Linked DNA regions of Homo sapiens: region 2 is linked to region 1. A link is an interaction called in ENCODE POLR2A ChIA-PET data of the cell type or tissue named here. Cell type or tissue: B cell. All regions are shown on one strand. Each heading gives the region's core, and the rest is flanking DNA. Links, peaks and the distances in the headings are about the cores only.

What was found. ChIA-PET counts read pairs that join two places held together with the same protein. Peaks named below come from ENCODE experiments on the same cell type or tissue, not always from the same donor. Only the 100,000 strongest peaks of a DNase experiment are listed, where the experiment ranks them.
Region 2: POLR2A ChIA-PET joins it to region 1 with 6 read pairs; 6 of 35 experiments call an interaction of 5 or more read pairs at or near these places.

Annotation. Positions count from the first base shown.
Region 1 is chr5:133,012,895-133,023,406 of GRCh38, forward strand. It overlaps ZCCHC10 (zinc finger CCHC-type containing 10), which reads right to left. Exons shown (of 5, transcript NM_001300816.3): 2 at 9,947-10,012. Among named protein-coding and RNA genes, the nearest start is that of ZCCHC10, 8.4 kb to the right of the region's middle. In B cell, for the core only: no CTCF peak of the experiment used is centred there; no DNase peak of the experiment used is centred there.
Region 2 is chr5:133,076,691-133,080,690 of GRCh38, forward strand. It overlaps HSPA4 (heat shock protein family A (Hsp70) member 4), which reads left to right. Exons shown (of 19, transcript NM_002154.4): 7 at 1-208. Among named protein-coding and RNA genes, the nearest start is that of HSPA4, 27 kb to the left of the region's middle. In B cell, for the core only: no CTCF peak of the experiment used is centred there; no DNase peak of the experiment used is centred there; H3K27ac peaks cover 1,442 bases.

The DNA.
Region 1 (10,512 bases), core at 3,730-7,729:
AAAAAAATTAGCCGGGCGCAGTGGCGGGTGCCTGTAGTCCCAGCTACTCAGGAGGCTGAGGCAGGAGAATGGCGTGAACCTGGGAGGCGGAGCTTGCAGTGAGCCCAGATAGCGCCACTGCACTCCAGCCTGGGTGACAGAGGGAGACTCCGTCTCAAAAAAAAATTAAAAAAAAAAAAAAATAATAAATAAATAAAAATAAAAATACAAAAAATTAGCTGGGCATGGCAACGCACACCTGTGGTCCCAGCTACTTGGGAGGCTGAGGCAGGAGAATTGCTTGAACCCGAGAGGCACAGATTGCAGTGAGCCGAGATAGCACTGCTGCACTCCAGCCTGGGCGACAGAGTGAGACTCCATCTCCAAGAAAAAAAAAAAAAAAAGGGACTAGGAAACACAAATTAACAATAAACATATGAAAAAGTATTCATTAGTAATCAAAGAAAAGCAAATTAAAACCCCAACAAAACACCACTACACAACTCCCAGAAAGACTAAAAATAAAAACTAGTAATAGCAAATGTTAGCAAAGATATGTAGCAAAAGAGGCCAGGCGTGGTGGCTCACACCTGTAATCCTGGCACTTTGGAAGGCTGAGGCGGGCAGATCACGAGGTCAGGAGTTCGAGACCAGCCTGGACAACATAGTGAAACCTCGTCTCTACTAAAAATACAAAAATTAGCTGGGCATGGTGGTGCGCGCCTGTAGTCCCACCTACTTGGGAGGCTGAGGCAGGAGAATCGCTTGAACCCAGGTGGCGGATGCTGTGGCCAGCCAAGATTGCGCCACTGCATTCCAGCCTGGGCAACAAAGCAAGACTCCATCTCAAACAATATATATATATGTAGGAAAAGAAACATCCATCCACTATTGATAAGAATACAAATTGGTACAACTATTTTGGGAAAAAAAAAAGCCTCAAAAACAACCATTTACTATAGTTGAAAAGATATGCTTACTCTATGGCCCAGCAATTCTACTTGTATGCAATAGAAATCTATGCACAAGTATACCAAAAAATATTTACAATATTGCTTTTCCTTTATGTATTATAGCTTTTAAAAATTTTCAGTCACAACCTTACAGAAAAGTTCTAACTCTGTTTCAAATAATTATTTTTCCTGAATCATTTGTAAGCTGCCCACTTGATTCCTCATCAACCCAGAATATTTTCCTGCATATTTTCTGTAAACTAGAACTTTCTCCTATATATCAATCAAAATCAAGAAATTAATGTTGATACATTCCTACTATTTACTCTTTTTTTTTTTTTTTTTTTTTTGAGACGGAGTTTTGCTCTTGTTGCCCAGGCTGGAGTGCAATGGCGCGATTTCAGCTCGCTACAACCTCCGCCTCCCAGGTTCAAGCAATTCTCCTGCCTCAGCCTCCCCAGTAGCTGGGATTACAGGCATGTGCCACCACGCCTGGCTAATTTTTTTTTGTATTTTTAGTAAAGGGGGGGTTTCCTCCATGTTGGTCAGGCTGGTCTTGAACTCCTGACCTCAGATGATCCGCCCACCCCAGCCTCCCAAAGTGCTGGGATTACAGGCGTGAGCCACCGCGCCCAGACCTATTTATTCTTTAGACCACACCTAAGTTGCATCAAATGTCTTAACGTCCCGTATAGCAAATTCAGTTCAGCACCACAGTTGCACTTGTCACATTTCTTTAGTCTCCTTCAGTAGGGAAGAGTTCCTCAGTCACGTCTTGCTTTTCATGATCTTGACACTTTTAGAAGATTGCAAGCCAGGTATCTTCACAGTGTGCTTCAATTTGAGTTGGAAAATTTGCTTCCAAGCCCACTCATGTGGCTATTTGCAGAAGGCTTTAGTTCCTTGCCATGTTGGCCTTTCCACAGTGCTTACAACACAGCTTCGCCCAGAGTGAATGACCAAGACCATCAGTTTTGCTGTATTCTACTGATCACACAGACCAACCATGGTATAATGCGTGATTACACAAGGGTGTACCAGGAGACAGAGATCATCATAGTCCATCTTAGAGGCTGGCTATCACATCTGATATCTCTGAGTATCTTTGGCAGGAATAAAACAGAAGTGATGCTGTGTACTTCTCATTGTATCCTATCAGGTTAACATAAGATTTCAATTTGTTTTATTACTGATGATGTTCACTTTGATCCCTTGATTAAGGAGTGCCTACCAGACTTCGCCACTGTGAGGTTTTTTTTTTTTTTTTTTTGAGACTAAGTCTTGCTCTGTCACCCAGGCTGGAGTGCAGTGGCGTGATCTCAGCTCACTGCAGCCTCTGCCTCCTGGGCTCAAGAGATTCTCCTGCCTCAGCCTACTGAGTAGCTGGGATTACAGGTGCGCACCACCACACTCAGCTAATTTTTGTATTTTTAGCAGATACAGGGTTTCACCATGTTGGCCAGGATGGTCTCGAACTCCTAACCTCAAGTGATCTGGCTGACTTGGCCTCCCAAAGTGCTGGGATTACAGGCAGAAGCCACCGCGTTTGGCCTGTAAAGTTACTTTTCATCCTTTTGTAATTGTGGCAGTTTTAAAATATGTTCACAAATTTTGTGGAATTGTAATTCCCCTCTCCTTGGGTGTGGCTTGGACTTCACAACTTGCTTCCAACTAACAGAATGAAGCAAGGTGAGGGAGTGTGACTTTGAAGACTAGGTCAAGTAGCTGCCATGTCATGAAGTTACTCAAGCAGCCTCCACAATGACCCATGTGGCAAGGAACCTTACCCTGCTGTCAATAGCCATGTAAGTGAACCATCTTGGAAGCAGATTCCCAGTTCTGGTCAAGCCTTCAGATAACTGCTGCCCCTGCCAACATCCTGATCACAACCACATGGGAGAGACTGAGTCAGAACCACTCGCCTAGGTCACTCCTCAATTCCTGACCCAGGGAAACTGTGAATTGATATTTATTGTTATAAGCCACTAAATTTTAGGAGTAATCTGTTACACAGCAATTGATAACTAATAATTATTTTGTGGGCTAATACTTGAAAATCCATAAATATCCTACTCCTCATTAAATATTTAGTTCCTTTATTCATGAGTGTGGATTAATGTTTTTCCATTTTATTCAATGGGTTATAATCCATCACCATCTTTTAGTCTGAGGCTCAAATTGTCACAGTTTTGGTCAGTGGGAGCTCCTTCAAGCTGGATTATGTGTTCTTTTGACATGGCTCCTTTATTATTTGGGTATTTCCTTGATTTCTGGTACAACAACAAAAAAATATAGGCTCAGTTTGTATTTTCCCTGCTCCAGCCTGAAACCAGCCATTTCTCCAAGGTGATCTGATAATGTTTGGAGCCAACATGGGGGCACACACGTGCTTGCTGTTACTGGGACATTGCGCTCCAGTTAGTGTCAGTGGACAGAGCTAGGGAACACACACACCTACTCACCTGTCAAATATACATACTTACATCTATATTTAATATTTTGAAAACCATGATTTCACACTGATAATTTTAATTCTAACCCAATTTCACAGATTTTTAAAATTTTTCTCCGCTTGATCTTAGCCAAAAAGCTGAGAAGCAATTATTATTTATTTTTCTCTTTTTTTTTTATTCTGAGACGGAGTTTTGCGCCTGTGCCCAGGCTGGAGTGCAATGGCGCAATCTTGGCTCACTGCAACCTCCGCCTCCGGGGTTCAATCGATTCTCTTGCCTCAGCCTCCCAAGTAGCTGGGATTACAGGCGCCTGCCACCACACCCGGCTAATTTTTGTATTTTTAGTAGAGGTGGGGTTTCACCACATTGGCCAGGCTGGTCTTGAACTCCTGACCTCAGGTGATCTGCCCGCCTCAGCCTCCCAAAGTGCTGGGATTATAGGTGTGACCCACCGCGCACAGCTATTTTTCTCTTCTATACTTCCTTCTTCAGGAAGAAACCTGGCTCCCACTATCCTTAATAGATTACTTATTTGGTCAATTCCCCTTATGTAACCAATTGCCCATTGTTGCCACTGCTGCCTCCTCCCCCATATCCTCTTAACTTCACTTGGAATCTGCCCTGCACCCCCACCCACGACTCCCATTGCCAGGCAGGCCCCCCCCAGACACATTTCTCTTTATACACAGGCTCTGGTACCCTATACCAAATTATACCTACTCACATACCCTGTGTGGATATTCTCTCCATGAGGAAACAACTTTTGTTAAACTGCCTCGTGTGGATATTCTCTCCATGAGGAGACAACTTTTGTTAAACTGCCTCGTGTGGACACCTTTGACCCAGCTTGGGATCTGACACCCTGCATTGGACTTCCCCACTACTGGATGACCTCTGCAACCTGCTGACATCACAAGCCAGTTCAAGCTCCTCTGTAGGTGCTCTCCTGACCCCACATTCAGCTCTAATATTTCAAAGCCAAGTTGACCCTCTGCATAGACACCTAGTGTGCTCTATTCTACCCAATACCTTTAGGATTGCATTGTTCAGGAAGGGAAGAGGAAGAACTATAAAAATGTCCATAGCATGATTTTTTTTTTTCATTTTTGAGACAGTGTCTGACTCTGCTGCCCAGACTGGAGTGTGATGATGTGATCATGGCTCACTGCAACCTGAATCTCCTGAGCTCAAGCCATCCTTCCACCTCAGCCTCTCAAGCAGCTGGGACCACAGGTGCGCACCACCACACATGGCTAATATTTTTAGTTTTTGTAAAGATAGGGTCTCACTATGTTTCCTAGGCTGGTTTCAAACTCCTGGCCTCAAGCAATCTTCCCACCTCAGCATCCCAAAGTGCTGGGATTGTAGGCATGAGCCACTGTGCTTGGCAGCATGATTTGCAGTATTCTCAAAATTGGAAATAATATGAAAGTAGAACAGAAGTTTGTGGTACAGAATACAGAGGAATACTTCATGGTAATAACAAAGAATAAATTACAGCTTCATTTAACATAAGATATAAGATAGACTCAAAACAATCCAAATTGAACGATTGAACGATTCTATACAAAGTTTAAAGAGACAGCCAGGTGTGGTAGCTCACTCCTGTAATCCCAACACTTTAGGAGGCCAGGTGGGTGGATCACTTGAAGCCAGGAGTTCGAGACTAGCCTGGCCAACATGGCAAAACTCTGTCTCTACTAAAAATACAAAAAATTAGCTGGGTGTTGTGGCACATGCCTGTAGTCCCAACTGCGTGGGAGGCTGAGGCCTATGAATTGCTTGAAACCAGGAGGCGGAGGGTGCAGTGAGCCGAGATCGCACCACAGCACTCCAGTCTGGGCAACAAAGTGAGAATCTGTCTCAAAAAAAAAAAAAAAAAAGACAAAATTAAACTCTAGTGCACAGATAGTAAACAAACCAAGGCCAGGTGTGTTGGTTCACACCTGCAATCCCAGCACTTCTTTAATGTTTTAAAGAAATCTTTACTCTTTTACTACATAGCTATATGATCTTCAGCAAGCTGATTTTTTTTTTTTTTTAATTACAATAGAGAAAAGGTCTCACTATGTTGCCCAATCAGGTCTCAAACTCCTGGGCTGAAGCAATCCTCCCTCCTTGGCCTCTCTCTTTTTTTTGAGACGGAGTCTTCCTCTGTCGTCCAGGCTGGAGTACAGTGGCGCAATCTCGGTTCACTGCAACCTCCGCCTCCCAGGTTCAAACGATTCTCGTGCCTCAGCCTCCCAAGTAGCTAGGACTACAGGGTGTGCCACCCTGCCCTACTAATTTTTGTATTTTTAGTAGAGACAGGGTTTCGTCATGTTAACCAGGCTAGTCTTGAACTCCTGACCTCAGGTGATCCTTGGCCTCGGCCCACCTTGGCCTCCCAAAGTGCTGGGATTACAGGCGTGAGCCACCACGTCCAGCCTGCGCTGCATTTTTATGGGCAAGAATCTTCTGCAATACTGTAAGTTTCCTATGACTTAAAGATTTGAGAAACAGTGCAAAGACAATGAAAGAAGCAGGCCCTCATAGAGTCACATAGCCAGGAAGGTTGGACTAGACAGAGCACTCAGTAATCGTCTTTTCTTTCTGTCCATTTCAAAGCCTTTCACGATTTTCCCTAAAAATGAAAATATGTGAGGGTGTTGGCGGTGGGGGTCCATAGTCTTCTTTTCCAAGCTTATAGGTTGTTTTCTCCATATTGAGAAACTGGTAGCTTGGGACCCTAGTCATTAAAAATATCCACCAGACATTCTGGAGTTTGTTTTTTATTGTTATAAATACGACATTCACAAATATCATCTAAAGCTCAGGTATGAGGCTGGACGCAGTGGCTCACGCCTATAATCCTGGCACTTTGAGAGGCCAAGGCAGGATCACCCGAGCTCAGGAGTTTGAGACCAGCCTGGGCAACACTGTCTCTAAAAAAAAAAAACAGAGAGAGAAAACAAATGAAGCCCAGGTATGATTAACATATTTTATATGTATGTTTTAAACACTCACAACTCACAAATCACCCCTAAAAATACTAATTTTCCATAAAGATTGCTGAGTTAGACAAACAAAATTTCGAAACAAACAAGATTACCATTTCTTTCTACCCAAATGAATTATCTATTCAAACAATATTTCATTTCTATTTGCTAAGGTAAGGCTGAGGGATGTATTGTAACGGTACAGGCTTTTTACGTGAAATGACGTTCTTTGATACCAAAAATACTAGGACACACTTGCCATATTGGCAAAGTTGTTTTTTTAATGCCTATTGTTGGCAAAAGCAGGGAATAGCCACTCTGTAAATGGACACCGCTGGTAAGAATGTAAAGTGGCACAAATTTTTCAAAGGGCAACTTGTTAATATGCAACAAAAAAATTTTAAATGTGCATACCAGCTGGGTGCAGTGACTCAGACCTGTAATCCCAGCACTTTGGGAGGCGAAGGCGGGTGGATCACTTGAGGTCAGGAGTTCAAGACCAGCCTGGCCAACATGGTAAAACCCGTCTCTACTAAAAATAAAAAAATTAGCTGCGTGGGGTGGTGCATCTGTAGTCCTAGCTACTTGGGAGGCTGAGACAGGAGAATTGCTTGAATCCCAGAGGCAGAGGTTGCAGTGAGCTGAAATCGTGCCTCTGCACTCTAGCCTGGGTGACACAGTGAGACTCCAGCTCAAAAAAAAAAAAAAAGAAAAGTACATACCAAAAAGAGAACATAAAAGATGATCATTTATCTAGAAAATACCTAAGAATCCAAACAATAGAGCAACTAGGCCAGGCACAGTGGCTCATGCCTATAATCCCAGCACTTTGGGAAACAGAGGTGGGAGGATCATTTGAGCCCAGGAGTTCAAGACAAGCCTGGGCAACATAGTGACACCCTGCCTGTACAAAAAATAAAATTGTGGCCAGGAGCGGTGGTTCACACTTGTAATATCCCAGCACTTTGGAAGGCCAAGGCAGATCACTTGATACCAGGAGTTCAAGACCAGCCTGGCCAATACAGCAAAACCCCAACTCCACTGAAAATACAAAAATTAGCCTGTAATCCCAGCTACTTGGGAGGCTGAGGCATGAGAATCACTTGAGCCTGGGAGGCAGAGGCTGCAAGGAACCGAGATCACGCCACTGTACTCCAGCCTGGGCCACAGAGCAAGACTCTGTCTCAAAAAAATATAAATAAAAAAATAAAATAAAATTGCTGAATGTAGTGGGTTGCAGCTGTAGTCTCAGTTACTCAGGAGGCTGTGGTGGGAGAATCATTTGAGCCAGGAGTTCAAGGCTGCAACGAGATATGATCATACAACTACACGCTAGCCTGTCTGACAAAGCAAAAGCCTGTCTTTAAAAAAAAAAAAAAAAAAGAGCTATTAGAACTAATAAATTAGTAAGGTCAGAGGACATAAGATCATTAGACACAAGACTACCAGCAACAACTGAAACTAAAAATTTTTTTTTTTTTGAGACGGAGTCTCACTCTGTCACCCAGGCTGGAGTGCAGTGGTGCAATATTGGCTCACTGCAAGCTCCATCTCCCGGGTTCATGCCATTCTCCTGCCTCAGCCTCCCGAGTAGCTGGGACTACAAGCGCCCGCCACCATGCCCGGCTAATTTTTTGTATTTATTATTTTTTTTTTCTGAGACAAGTCTCGCTCTGTCGCCCAGGCTGGAGTGCAGTGGTGCAATCTCGGCTTACTGCAAGCTCTGCCTCTCGGCTTCACGCTATTCTCCTGCCTCAGCCTACTGAGTAGCTGGGACTACAGGCACCCGCCACCATGCCCGGCTAATTTTTTGTATTTTTAGTAGAGATGGGGTTTCACTGTGTTAGCCAGGATAGTCTTGATCTTTTGACCTCGTGATCCGCCCGCCTCGGCCTCCCAAAGTGCTGGATTACAGGCGTGAGCCACCGCGCACGGCCTAATTTTTGTATTTTTAGTAGAGACAGGGTTTCACCGTGTTAGCCAGGATGGTCTCGATCTCCTGACCTTGTGATCCGCCCACCTCAGCCTCCCAAAGTGCTGGGATTACAGGCGTGAGCTACTGCGCCCAGCCTTTTGAAACTAAAATTTTTAAAAAACACTATTACAATACTTAGGGACAAATCTGACAAAAGATGTGCAAGACCTCTGAAAACTACAAAACACTGCTAAGAGAAATTAAAGATGACCTAAATAAATGGCGAGATATACATAAGCACGGATCAGAAAACTCAATACTGTTAGGATGTCAATTCTCCATAGGTTGATCTGTACACTCAATGCAATCCCAGCTGAAATCGCAGCAGCTTTTGGTAAGCTAATTTAAAATTTATCTGGAAATACAATCTAAAATAGTCAAAATAACTCTGAAAAAGAGCAAAATCAGAGGACTAACACGTGGATTCAAGACTTATTATGAAGCTACAGTAATCATGACACTACCATAGACTTTATAAATACTGTACATTAGGCTGCCCTAAATTTATAATTTTTTTAAATTTCAATAATAAATTAATCTTAGCTTACTACAATTTTACTTTATAACTTTTTTTTTTTTGAAACAGAGTCTTGCTCTGTCACCCAGGCTGGAGTGCAATGGTGTGATCTCGGCTCACTGCAACCTCCGCCTCCCAGGTTATAGTGATTCTCCTGCCTCAGCCTCCCAAGTAGCTGGAATTACAGGTGCCCGCCACGACACCTGGCTAATTTTTTGTATTTTTAGTAGATATGGGGTTTCACCATGTTGATCAAGCTGGTCTTGAACTCTGGACCTCAGGTCATCCACCCACCATGGGCCACCCAAAGTGCTGGGATTACAGGCATGAGCCACCGCACCCGGCCTACTTTATAACTTATAAATGTTTAAAACTTTTTGACTCTTTTGTAATAACCATTAACACACAAACACATTTATAGCTGTACAAAAATTTTTTCTTTCTTTATATCTTCATTCTATAAGCTGTTTTCTATTAAAATTTATTTTTCTTTTTAAACTTTTTTGTAAAAAACTAAGACACACACACATTAGCCTAGGTCTACACAGGGTCAGGATCATCAAGATGTCACTAGGCAACAGAAATTTTTTTAGCTCCATTATAATCTTATGGGACAACCATAGAATTAATATATGGGATCTGTTATGTGGTGCATGACAATATAGAGAGAGATCCAGTTATGGCCTGCATGGTTTGGTATTGTTCAACTTTTTTTTTTTTTTTGAGACAGACTCTCGGTCTGTCGCCAGGCTGGACTGCAGTGGCGAGATCTCGGCTCACTGCAACCTCCGTCTCCCGGGTTCAAGCAATTCTCCTGCCTAGCCTCCCGAGTAGTTGGGACTACAGGCGCATGCCACCACATCCAGCTAATTTTTGTAATTTTTGTAGAGATGGGGTTTCAACATGTTGGCCAGGATGGTCTCGATCTCTTGACCTTGTGATCCACCTGCCTCAGCCTCCCAAAGTGCTGGGATTACAGGCATGAGCCACCACGCCCCGGCCTTGTTCAACATTTTTATAAATGCCTTGTATGAGGACACAAATGTACATATTTATCAAACCTGCAGTTGACACAAAGCTGAGAGGGATACCTAATAACGATGGATGGCTGAATCAGGATCCAAAAGGTCTTGACAGGCTGCAACTCTGTGTCGAATCTAACAAGATGAAATTTAACAAGGACAAAGGTAAGTCTGACACTTAAGTCCAGAAAATCAATACAAGGCAGGGGAGGTCTGACTTGATGACAATTCAGGTAGAAAACAAGGTTTTTTAACTGACTGAAATCATAGCAAGGTTCAAAAACAAGGGAGTAAGAAAGAAATGGGGTTTAACTTTATAAATATTATTGTTTTTCAGCTCAACATAAACTTTTAGATAGATTTGAAAACACAACAGGCCACTTCAGGAGGTAAGTACACATTACTGGAAGTCTTCAAGCCAAGTTTGATGACGACTCTGGATGTTGAAGAAGGAGTAGTGGAATCTCATATAAGGTTTAATAGAAGAAATGACCCCAAATAATGCCTAGACTCCATAATTTACTTAATATAGGTAGATGTAAGTACAGTTTACAAGGTAAAAATAATTAAATCAATTATTTCATTCCAATTGATTTAGTAGACTGACTAGTTAAGTCTCCGAAAGATCTACTGAA
Region 2 (4,000 bases), core at 1-4,000, 60 kb after region 1:
GAAAATTTGATGAAGTGTTAGTAAATCACTTCTGTGAAGAATTTGGGAAGAAATACAAGCTAGACATTAAGTCCAAAATCCGTGCATTATTACGACTCTCTCAGGAGTGTGAGAAACTCAAGAAATTGATGAGTGCAAATGCTTCAGATCTCCCTTTGAGCATTGAATGTTTTATGAATGATGTTGATGTATCTGGAACTATGAATAGGTAAGTATATTACTATTTCGATGTTAAAGTGAAGAGTGAGTTTTCTCCACATATATTAACCTTTAATTGGCTAATTGTTAAAATAATCACGGAGGTTATATGATAATTTTGGTTCTATTTTAAAAATTAGAAGCCATTCAGGACCCTGCTTTTTATGTAAAGTTGGGTCTGGTTAATAATGTAGACTAATGTTTTTGTTCTGATAAATTGAATATTCCAACATGTTGATAGTTCTTTACATATGCATTTGTTATACACGAGATTTCAGTTTCCAAAAAATCAGGGCAAAGGGCTGTAATGCAGAATTAAATTGAATTTAATTTACCCAGTGACTAAGAAATTGTAATTTTTTTTTTGAGATGGAGGTTTTTGCTGTTTTGCCCAGGCTGGAGTAAAGTGGCACAATCTCAACTCACTGCAACCTCCACCCCCAGGTTCAAGCGATTCTCCTGCCTCAGCCTCCTGAGTAGCTGGGGTTATAGGTGCCTGCCACCACGCCCAGCTAATTTTTGTATTTTTAGTAGGGACGGTGTTTCGCCATGTTGGCCAGGCTGGTCTCAAACTCCTGACCTCAGGTGATCCACCCACCTCAGCCTCCCAAAGTATGAGGATTACAGGTGTGAGCCACCGTGCCTAGCCCGAAATTTTTCTTTTTGAAATATTCGGGTTCACTTGAGGGTGACAGCTCTTTTTGTATAGTGCTGCAAGAATTCTGGGTAATTGACATTTCGGGGTTATCCTCAGAAACTACCCAGAGTGTTATTGTTGCCTGGTTCAGTTGCTTGGATGATGGGAGTAAGATGTTCTTTTGGCTGTGAACTCTACTGGTAGAATTCAGGCAAGACTGATGGTGTATTTGGAGACATGGGCCTGAGCTATCCGTAAAAAAATTGAAATGGTGTTTATTGTTGCTTTGTATCCAAATTTTTAGTCACCTCTCCCCCTACTTGGAAGAGATGGCTTTCGTTTTTGTTAAGCAGCAGTCTTGTGTGTGTGTATGTGTGTTCCATGAAGTCTGGAGGTAAGCCAGTATGTTTAAGAAATTGTTAGTGAAATGTTACGTGTTTGTAAGAGCTAAGTAGATACTTATTAAGTAGTTTAAATTTTTTAAAAACTGAATTTGCCTGTGTGCTGTTGTTTGAAAATAGTTGTGGCCTGGTACGGTGGCTCACGCCTGTAATCCCAGCAGTTTGGGAGGCAGAGGCAGGCGGATCACGAGGTCAGGAGATTGAGACCATCCTGGCTAACATGGTGAAACCCCGTCTCTACTAAAAATACAAGAAATTAGCCGGGTATGGTGGCGGGTGCCTGTAGTCCCAGCTGCTGGGGAGGCTGAGGCAGGGGAATGGTGTGAACCTGGGAGGTGTAGCTTGCAGTGAGCTGAGATCGCACCACTGCACTCCAGCCTGGGCGACAGTGAGACTCCGTCTCAAAAGAAAAAAAAAAAATAGTTGTACTGTGATGGGGCATGGTGGCTCACTCCTGTAATCCCAGCACTTTGGGAGGCAGGTGCATCACTTGAGGTTAGGAGTTAGAGACCAGCCTAGCCAACGAGGTGAAACTCTTTCTCTACTAAAAATACAAAAACTAGCTGGGTGTGGTGGCAGGCGCCTGTAATCCCAGCTACTTGGGAGGCTGAGGCAGGAGAATCGCTTGAACTTGGGAGATGAAGGTTGCAGTGAGCTGAGATCGTGCCACTGTACTCTAGCTTGGGCAACAAAGTGAGACACTGTCTCCAAAAAAAAAAAAAAAAAAAAAAGTTGTACTGTATTTACATCATCAGAATACGTAGCTCTTATATGTTCTATATTATAGCCTTCATTTAGTGTGATTATTGTTGTTGTTATTTTTTTGAGACAGGATCTTACTCTGTCACCTAGGCTGGAGTGTAGTGGTGTGATCTTGGCTCACTGCACCCTCTGTTTCCTGGGCTCAAGTGATCCTCCTGCCTCAGTCTCCTGAGTAGCTGGGACTACAGGCACGTGCCACCACGCCTGGCTAATTTTTGTATTTTTTGTAGAGACTGGGTGTCACCATGTTGCCCAGGCTGGTCTTGAACTTCTGGACTCAAGTGATCTGCCTGCCTTAGCCTCCCAAAGTACTGGGGTTACAGGCACGAGATACTGTGCCTGGCCCCCTTCATTTAGTCTTTTAACATTCACCTTTGTTTAAATCGATGAAACCAGATTATTTGACATTATATTTCTTTTAATTAATGGTTTCTTCACTTAAAAACTTGAGGTGAAATTCAAGTATCATAAAATTAAGCATTTTAAAGTAAACAATTCACTGGAATTTAGTAAATTCACAGGGTTGTGCAATGGCCACCTCTATGTAATGGAAAAACATTTTCATCACCCCAGAATAAAACTTCATACCCAGTAGGTGATTATTTCCTGTTTCCCCTTACCTCTGGTCCCTGGTGATCAACAGCCTGTTTTCTGTTTCTGTGGATTTATCTATTCTGGATATTTCATATAAGTGTAATCATGTAATATGCGTCTGGCTTCTTTCGTTCTGACTTCTCAGTGTAATGTTTTTGAGGTTCATCCACATTCTGTATCAGTACTTAATTTGTTTTTTTGGGCAGATATTATTTTCTTGTATGGATATACCATATTTTATTCATCCATTCGTTTGCTGATGGACATTTGGGTTTCTACTTTTTAGCTATTGTGAATAGTGCTATGGACATTTGTGAACAAGTACTTGTTTTCAGGTCTTTTGCTTATATACCTAGGAGTGGAATTGCTGGCTTATACAGCAATTCTATGTTTAACTTTTTGAGGAATCTCCAAACTATATTTCTCAGTGATTATCCCCACCAGCGCCCTACTGGGTTTCAGTTTCTCCACGTCTTTGTCAACACTTATTTTCAATTATTTGGATTATTTTGGTAGATTACTAGTAGCTTTGTGTTAATTCATCGTTTTGATGGTTGGAAGTGCATTCTCCTGCAGATTCCTAAGGGATAGCACATGTGAATAGTGTTCCTTAAGTTCCTGCATGTTGATGACAGTTTGCCATGTTTATACTTAAAAGTCACTTTAGCTGGATAGAACATTCTTAGCTTTTCTTTCCTTGTTGAGGATCTTAAATGCAGTAACAATCTATTTTCTTTTGGTGTATAATATTGCTGTCAAAGTGTGACAGCATAGTTTTTAGATATTTGTCACTTGTTCTTTTTGCTTAGATGCCCAAATGTTTTTGATTTTTTTTTTTCTTGAAAGTCCATTTGGGTGTGGTGGCTCACACCTGTAATCCTAGCACTTTGGGACGTCGAGGTGGGCGGATGGCTTGAGCTCAGGAGTTCGAGACCAGCCTGGGCAACATGGCAAAACCTCGTCTCTACTAAAAATACAAAAAAGTAGCTTGATGTGGTGGTGTTCGCTTGTAGTACCGGCTACTCGGGAGGCGGAGGTGGGAGGATCACCTGAGCTTAGTAAGTCGAGGCTGCAGCGAACCATGATCACACCACATTGCACTCCAGCCAGGGTGATGAGAGTGAGACCCTGTCTCAAAAAAAAAAAAAAAAAAAAAAAACCCAATAATTTTACTACACTATATTTTGATGTTGGTTATTTTGCATCAGTTTTTTTCCAGGTACGCAGTGTGCCTTTTCATTATATAGTTTGACATTACAAATTTAAGTTTAATTAAAATTTCTTAAGTTTTCTTGAATTATGTTTTCTAGTATTCTGTTGTAGTGCTGTGGTTTTCTCTTTTGGGAATTCCTACATAATTATGTTGGATCTTCCTTGCCTATCTTACATATATATATATTTTTTTTTA